2 separate regions of the Homo sapiens genome follow, and region 1 is linked to region 2. A link is an interaction called in ENCODE POLR2A ChIA-PET data of the cell type or tissue named here. Cell type or tissue: PC-9. All regions are shown on one strand. Each heading gives the region's core, and the rest is flanking DNA. Links, peaks and the distances in the headings are about the cores only.

The links. Peaks named below come from ENCODE experiments on the same cell type or tissue, not always from the same donor. Only the 100,000 strongest peaks of a DNase experiment are listed, where the experiment ranks them.
Region 1: POLR2A ChIA-PET joins it to region 2 with 14 read pairs; 4 of 35 experiments call an interaction of 5 or more read pairs at or near these places.

What each region holds. Positions count from the first base shown.
Region 1 is chr15:68,192,610-68,197,005 of GRCh38, reverse strand. PIAS1 (protein inhibitor of activated STAT 1) reads right to left here. Exons shown (of 14, transcript NM_016166.3): 14 at 3,159-4,396. CALML4 (calmodulin like 4) reads left to right here. Exons shown (of 5, transcript NM_033429.3): 5 at 2,894-4,396. The coding sequence ends at 2,991. Among named protein-coding and RNA genes, the nearest start is that of CALML4, 11 kb to the left of the region's middle. In PC-9, for the core only: no CTCF peak of the experiment used is centred there; no DNase peak of the experiment used is centred there.
Region 2 is chr15:68,137,362-68,141,705 of GRCh38, reverse strand. All of the region lies in intron 2 of PIAS1 (protein inhibitor of activated STAT 1), which reads right to left. Among named protein-coding and RNA genes, the nearest start is that of CALML4, 66 kb to the left of the region's middle. In PC-9, for the core only: no CTCF peak of the experiment used is centred there; no DNase peak of the experiment used is centred there; H3K27ac peaks cover 963 bases.

The DNA of each region.
Region 1 (4,396 bases), core at 285-4,284, 55 kb before region 2:
TGCCCTTTTTCCCATCACAGCAGTCTGCAGTTGCTGCTGAGGTCGAGTTTCCGAATTGAGGTGCTGCTTTGCTCCCTTTCCAACTCAGGCTGCTCTAAGCTCTTCCAGAAAGGGGCTCCAGAGGGAACTTTGCCAGGACAGTTGGAGAACTGCCGAGACAGGCAGGGTTCCTGGTTCCAGAGCCCCACGAGAAAGGGGTCTTTGCTTTGCACCTTCCTGCAGCCTAGCAGGCTGTCCTGCCTCAGAGCAGGACGAGGCCTGGGGTCTTCTAGGAAAGCCCTTTGTACACTGTCAAGGGGATCCCCACGCCAAGGCCATTTACAGCCTTTGTTCTTCCAGCCTGCGGACCCTCCTGCCTAGCCCTGCCATGTTCGCAGCAGCCAGCCAGCCAGCTCTGCCTCTGCCCGAGGCCAGGGACCCCGACCTTAGAGCCTGGGGTTTCTAGGTAGGCTGCCCTGCTTGCCTGTGGTTTGGACAGGAGAGCTGGGCTTGGCCACAAGTGGGTGCTGGAAAGAGGCTTCAATATGACGGACTTTCCGTCTCTGGTTAAATCACAATAAACCACTGGAGGAGAGCTTTGAGGCTGTGGTTTGAATCCTGGGTGCCAGGAGACCTTTCTCCCACCTCGCTTTCCTTGCTGGAAATGAGGGTACAGTAGGTGACCCCTCAGGTCCCTCTGAGCTACCACTCTACAAATCACTCTGCTCAGATTTTAGCTACTGCCATTAAGGCACAGTGCAGAGAGTTTAAAAATTGCTGCAGAGTTTAAAAATTGCCTGACATACAAAAATTAGCCAGGCGTGGTGGCGGGCGCCTGTAGCCCCAGCTACTCGGGAGGCTGAGGCAGGAGGATCACTTGAATCTGGGAGGCGGAGGTTGCAGTGAGCCGAGCTTGCGCCACTACACTCCAGCTTGGGTGACAGAATGAGACTTTATCTCCATAAATAAATAATCGCCCAACAGCAGGCTGGGTCTCCATACCCAGCTTTTCCAGGTTCACCTCTCGTGGCTGTTTTCACATGGATAGGGAAGACATGGGTCATCCTTCCCTCCCAGACTCCCCCCAGGACACTGCCCGGCCCTCTAGACAGCAGGTGGAGTCAGCAGAGGGAGCAGGGCCTTCTTTTTGTGGTTAATGATCTCTGTCCTAAGCAATGCCATGGCCCCAGACTCACATACATCTCTAATAACCAGCAGAGGACTGTTTCACAGAAACTGCTGTGTTCCAGACAAGCAGGGACACCGATTTCCCTCCCACTTGCCACGGGAGATGGGAAGAATGATACCAGCAGCAGGAATCCTTTTTCTGGGTGATCGAAAGACAATTTTCAGTTTAAAAAGCATCCTTGGAATGGCTGTGGGTGAAGCCTTCTCCTGAGGCCTGGGATGGGCTGACTTTAGCACTTTGGCTTTCTATGGGTCTTTGAAGTGAGATGGAGTGAAAGGCTGTTCTACTCAGGTGTCCTCAGACTTGGCACCTGGCTAAGTGCTGTCCCTCGCCCAGATGGGAAGAGGCTGCAGTGACTGGCCCTGGAGCTGATGTTGGCCTATCCCCCAGGATGGTTTTAGCCACCTGGCTGATTGTGGAAACTTCTCCACAAAATGAGATGAATTATACTGTCCTCAACATTCTCCCAATAAATACTCAGAACTACTATCAGCTTAGGCCAAGGCATGGTGATTATACTTTCGAGAAGGATAGTTAAGCAGAGAATCACAGGATATTTTCTAACTGACGACCGGAGGTGTGTGTGTGGAAGGTATCCAGGCCTGGGAAGTTGACACAGGGCAGTGAGATGAGGACAGGCTAAAGAGCCATGGTAGGTTGACCCCAAGAGGCCATTGTGGAGAATACAAGCTGAAATGGCTCTTGCCAACGCCTGGGACAAGCTATTATTTTATCCCAGGAATCCAGAACCAGAAGAAACAAGCAAATGAAGTGATTTTTTTTTTTTTTTTGGAGTGATGGAGAACAATGGCAGTTTTGTTTTGTATACTGTGAGCTCTCAACAGAGTTGGATTTATTTTTCTCTCATATAAACCCCATCCCCCAAACATTTTTTTTTTTTTTTAGAGGTGATGGTAGCAGACAGTGCTTGTCACTAAGTCCTCTCTTGGGGTGGGGGCAGAGGTGGTGAGGAGCACCGGCTTAGGGGAAAAGGCAGGCAAGTGAGGAGCAGGCCGAAGCCTGGGACTGTGGAGGATGTTCGCTCTGTTTGCAGGCTGAGCTGCGGAAGGTAAAAACTCCAGGCCAAAGGATTCTAGAAATATGGGCACAGGGGTCATATTTTCATGAAAAAATAAAAATAAAAGCACAGGGTGGGCCGGGCACAGTGGCTCATGCCTGTAATCCCAGCACTTTGGGAGGCTGAGGTGGATGGCTCACCTGAGGTCAGGAGTTCAAGACCAGCCTGGCCAACATGGTGAAACCCCGTCTCTACTAAAAATACAAAAATTAGCCGGGCATGGTGGTACTTGCCTGTAAGCTCAGCTACTCAGGAGCCTGAGGCAGGAGAATCGCTTGAACCTGGGAGGCGGAGGTTGCAGTGAGCTGAGATTGTGCCACTGCACTCCAGCCTGGGCAACAAGAGCGAAACTGTTTTAAAAAAAAAAAAAAAAAAGCACACGGTGGCATCAGTGACCGAATCCTTACCAGTACACCTCCCTACTCCCTGCCCCTGCAGAAAGCCCGATTAGCTCAAAATGGAATAAGGGTCTCAGGAGTGCAGGGATGGGTTGTCCCTTTCTGTTCACTGGTTTACTTCCTGGTCTACAGGAATAGTCAACTGCACGCTCAGGGAAGACCTTAGGGGAGCTCCAGTCCCCAAAAAACTCACTGTTTTATAATGGAACACTAAAGCCAAACTGAAAAATTAAATGTGATTTATTGCAGTGGATGATCTCTTCAGGGAAGCAGATATCGAACCCAATGGCAAAGTGAAGTATGATGAATTTATCCACAAGATCACCCTTCCTGGACGGGACTATTGAAGGAGGAGAATGGGAGAGCCTCCCCTGGGCCTGAAAACTTGGAGCAATTAATTTTTTTTAAAAAGTGTTCTTTTCACTTGGGAGAGATGGCAAACACAGTGGCAAGACAACATTACCCAACTATAGAAGAGAGGCTAACTAGCAACAATAATAGATGATTTCAGCCATGGTATGAGTAGATCTTTAATAAAAGATTTGTATTGATTTTATTAACTACCGTGAGTCCGGCCCTTTCAAGCATGGAAGGAGCCTGCGGTTTGGAGTCTGGCCTGGGTTCCAGTCCTGGCTCTGCTGCTTCCCACTGTGACTTTGGGCAAATCATTTCACTCCTCAAAGCCCCCCCACACAAGCTGGATTCCCACTTCTTACCTCATGGAGCCTGTTGAGGAAGGATTGAGCTGATGACTTAAGGGCAATCTACCAAGAGACTTATTCTGTATTTGGGGGCTAGAACCATCTTCCATATTTCCAAGATTTTCCAAGATGAAGCCAGTGCTAGCTGAGAAGCAGCAATGAACAGAAAGCTGTAACACTTATGACAACAATTCTTGCAGTGCCAGAGGCCCATTTACAAATTCTCATTTCCATCTCAACAGATATAGTGACATAGCTCAGGCTATTCATTCATAAACACAGAGTGTAGAGTGAAAACACTAGAGTGAAAACACATGCTACAATGAGGCAGCATCAGCTGAGAGCAGGAAGAGCGATCTACTTTACACCCCACACCAAAGGAAACCAGATGTGAGCTGCTAAATTGACTGGCCTTGCAGAGCTCAAGAAGGGGGCTTCCAATGCTGTGAGAATTCCGAGCTGTTCCCTGGGCTCTGTTAACAGGCAGAGAGGTTCCGGGATGGTCTGCTCAAGTGGCCCACACTGGTCATTGCCTTAAGCCACCTCCCCAGGACTTACGGAGAGAAATAAGGGGATGTAACCAGCAATGGCCAGGGTACAACAGCCCTGGAAAACAGTAGTAGGAGCACTAGGCTTTCTGGGAGTCCATCCAGCTGGAGTGGCTTTGAGTGAGTTACACAGCTAGAAGGTGCCAGGTTGGTGCTGCCAGAGATTCAGAGGTGCCATACACTTGTCAAATCTGGATCATTCGTAGTGCCAGCACAGTCCTAAAAGGGCTGGAGTACCACACCAACACAGGTAGGGGTGCAGGGCTTCAAGTACAAAGATTTGCATCCATGTATGTATCAAAAGTGGGTTCTCTGGGCTGTGGCTTTGTCTAGTAGTACCACAGTGGCTAAAGTAGAAGAAAACCAAATCAAATGGGATGTGTCTTTTGGGAGGATGTACAAGACACAAATCTTTCACTAGGCACCGGGCACAGGGAAAACTGCAGGGAACAAGAGTTGTAGTGTTAGTGCAACTGTCTCAACGATGCTGTGTGGCTTCAGAC
Region 2 (4,344 bases), core at 345-4,344:
TCAAAGAAAGACTAAGGAAAATTTATCTAATCATATAAATGTTTGCATCTAAAGAGCACACTTGTATAAAAACATACGAATTTTATTTAAAATAGAATGATATAAACCCATTTAAAGAGACATGGTTTCTGGAAGAAGTAACAAACATACCCACCTTGAGAGCTAGACAGGTGAGATGACATTTGGTTTATAAAGTAAATTAAGAATTTTATCATCTCCTGTTTAACTCTACCATGCAAGTTTTATACAATAAATATCACATACAGTTTTTCTCCTAATCTTAGATGAGTTCAAAATTTGCTTATTGTCACTAACTCAAAGAAGGAAAAGAGTTGTAAAAAACAGAAGAGAATTAAGAAAGGAAGGAAGGGAGGGGAAGAGAGGTGGGAAGAAAGAGAAACGCATGCAAGCAGGTAGGTAAGCACAGTCAGACTAGACCAGGGGTTCTAAAGTATGCCGTTATGAGCAACAATAGTTCCATTAAAGGCTTTTTGTTTGCTTTTTTAAGAGACAGGGTCTTGCTCTGTTGCCCAGGCTGGAGTACAGTGGCACCATTATAGCACAAACTCAAACCCCTGGGCTCAAAGTGATCCTCCTGCCTCACCCTTCTAAGTAGGTAGGACTATAGGCATGCATCACCACATCCATTGGCTTTTAGTACATGTTAGATACATTTTTTTTTTAAAACAGTGGTTAATATCCCTTTTGCTCACTAATGAGCCCTCAGTGCTTGGCACAAAGAAGCACTGAATACTATTTATTTGTTGAATGAGTAAAGGAATACAAAATTTTAAGAAATAGCAGATTAAACTATTTATACTACTTTTCCAGGGTAATTTTCTAGAAGAAAATGATCACTAAGAGTTATTATTAAGAAACTATCGGCTTCTGGGGCACTTAAGGCCTGTGCTGAATAAGCAGCTGAAGTTGGCTGTTTCAATCTCTTGCTTAAACTGAGTTTGATCATACTTGCAAGAAACACTTCCTTTACAACTTCCAACCAAACTGCAATATGTCACGCAAAAAGTCGATACCAAACGTATCATTAAGAGAAAGAAATAGAAAAGAGCACTTGTTGATCTAGAATTCTATCTCAACATTAACAGTATCTTTAAAAGGCTAGGTTTGCTTTCTGCTTTATGTGTTCTAGGATGGCTTTTTCTTAAAGAATCTATCACCAAGGAGCAGTCACTAACAGAAAAAGTTGTCTTAATTGTGAAACATCAACCTGGCAATGCCAATAACTAAGGCCCAGAATGTAGAAAACCAGCTAACATTTCCCTCTGTCAGGCAATGCAAGTAACTAACTTCTTTGCTTCTTAGAGGATGTATCTCTATCAAGATTTTAGTCCAGTAGACTTAGCCTAATTTAAATCGTTGGCTCTATTTTTAAAAAGTGCTAAAATAATTTCTCAAGTCCAAAAATTCATATTACTCTCTAGGCAAAATTTCAGATGCATTTTAGAATATATGACTACAGTAAGTTTTGGATATATATAGGTTTAGAAAGAGAAGATATAACTAAAATAACAAGGCTATTTCTTATGTCACAAATAAAAATCAGGTTTCTTACTTAATAATAGCCCCTACACTTCCATCTCCATTTATATATACATTGTAATGCTCATGGGGTTGCTACTGTTTATCTAGAATAGCACCTTTCACACTTTGTAGTTTTTGGGCTTAATTGCTGTTACAAATGACAGTGAAGTCTATAGTTTTGGTTTTAGATAAAACTATTTAAAAACCTTTCTGAAAGTGAAGTAAGCTACCATTAGCCCTTTCAAAAAAATTCTGGACAAAAAGAATTACAGAATCTTCATACTGAAATGAGTCTTACAAAATCATCCAAAACAATGACCTCCAATGTTGGGGGTATACATTTCCATGGGTACAAAAGACAATCCACAGGGATACAGAAAAAAGTATCTATCTGCAAAACAAAGTTTTATAAAGATGAGATTTTACATAAAACCTGAAATCTAATTTATAAAAAAACTAAAATGTTATATAAAATCTTAATCTTTTTAAACTCTTATTTTTCCTATAGGTTAAAAAAATTAACTGACAAATAATAATTATACATATTAATGGGGTTCACGGTGATGTTTTGACACATACAGTATATAGCGATCAGATCAAGGGAATTAGCACACACATCATCCCAAATGTTTACCATTTCTTTGTACTGGGAATGTCCTATATGCTTTACAACATATGAGTACAATAGTTTATGTATAAGCTACATATATAGTATGTACAAGTACTTTGCTAAGAGGTACTTATGATCAAATAAGTTTGCAGATCATTGATCTAGAGTTCAACCTTCCTTTCAACCTTTCCATTCATTCTCTGTTTGAACCCTTTTAGACATGTGTGAGATGTGGCCTTTACTTTGTCAGGCAGATGATGACTGGTGATGAACAGTTTAATTGTAAAAATGCTTGCAGCCCAACAGAGAGTAGTAGAATATTGTAGAAAGGGACAAGATTACACAGACCTGGATTCCAAACCGGTTTTGCCACTTACGTGCCATGTGACCTTGGGTATTCATTCACTCTGAGTCTTTCTTCCAATATTTAAACACAGAAACATACACGCTCTGTTAGGATTATTTTGAAGAATGTAAATGAGTAACATATTGAAAACAACCAATAATTTCCTTTTCTTCTCACTTTTCTCCTTACCACTATACTGAGTCAAAATATATGAGGCCGTAACTTCCACCCACTGATGCCACACAGCACTGAACTAATCTCACCATCCAGTGACAGCCATTCTTCAAATATTTGAAGAGACTTAATATGCCCCTCCCTTTCCAATGACTCTTCCCACTGTATTTTAGTAAAGATTTCAGAATTACTCACTGTCCAAATCTTCCTCCTCCAGACGTACCCCAGGTTGTTACACCCTTATTAAAGTGACAGAACTGGCTGGGCATGGTGGCTCACGCCTGTAATCCCAGCACTTTGGGAGACTGAGGCGGGCAGATCATCTGAGGTCAGGAGTTCAAGACCAGCCAGGCCAACATGGTGAAACCCTGTCTCTACCAAAAATACAAACATTAGCCAGGTGTGGTGGCATGCGCCTGTAATCCCAGCTACCTGGGAGGCTGAGGCAGGAGAATAGTTTGAACCTGGGAGGCAGAGGTTGCAGTGAGCCGAGATCGCCGCACTGCACTCCAGCCTGGGCAACAAGAGTGAAACTCCGTCTCATTCATTCATTCATAAATAAATAAATAAAGTGACAGAACTGGACAGCACTGTCACAGCACATATCATTTGTTCAAAATATGTGTTGCCCTTCTGTATTGGCCTATCCCAATGGGAGGATAATGTTCAGGGCCATGGACATTACCCTTGGTCAATGAAATAGGAGTGGTAGTGTACCACTTTCAAGCAGTTCAAGAGGCACCTAAGGCTTTACTGTCTTTGTTTCCCCTCTGCCTTGATCCCAGAGCAAACAAAACATATAGCAGAGTCACAGTCTACAGCTAGTTAAATAACATAAGTGGGAAAGAAGCTTTATTTCTTTGGTTATTTTTTCTTTCTTTTTTAGAGACAGGGTCTTGCCCTGTTCCCACGCTAGAGTGCAGTGGCATGATCATAGCTCACTGCAGCCTCAAACTCCTGTGCTCAAGCAATCCTCCTGCCTCAGTCTCTACAGTAGCTGGCACTACAATAGTGGGTGCCACCATGCCCGACTAATTTTTTTTATTTTTTATTTTGTAGAGATGAGGTATTGCTGTGTTGCCCAGGCTGAACTGGAATGCCTGGCCTCAAGAATCCTCCCACCTTGGCCTCCCAAAGTCCTGGGATTACATGCCCAAATCTTCTTTAGTTGTTTCTAATAGTTGTTAGCCATTGAGATCTAAGGTTGCTTCTAAGTTGATTGATATATTCTTCCAGATGTGATGTCAGTAGAACACTACTTTCATTAACTACTTTCTAGTAGTTAATCCATACAATAATCATGAAGACAATGTTATCAGACCATTTTTCAGATGAAGAAATTGAGGTTCAGAGTAATTACTAACTTGTCAAGCCTTCAAATTTGTAAGTAGAAAACTCAGAACTGGAACTCAATCTGTACATCTCCTGCCTCCAAAGTCCGTGTTCCTCTCATAACATAGGTTTATTAGCTCTCTTGATCTCGGTGCTGTACTCCTACCAGTGCAGCCTTGCATTACACTGGATCACAGAAAATCGGAAAAGAATTACCTATTATCCTCTTATTGTAACTGCTTATGACTTTTATCTATTTCCTTCCAGTCATTCTCATATCAAACTATAGATACAATATGAAAGCTTGCTTTAAAAAAATTACCCTTATTACATTTTCAAT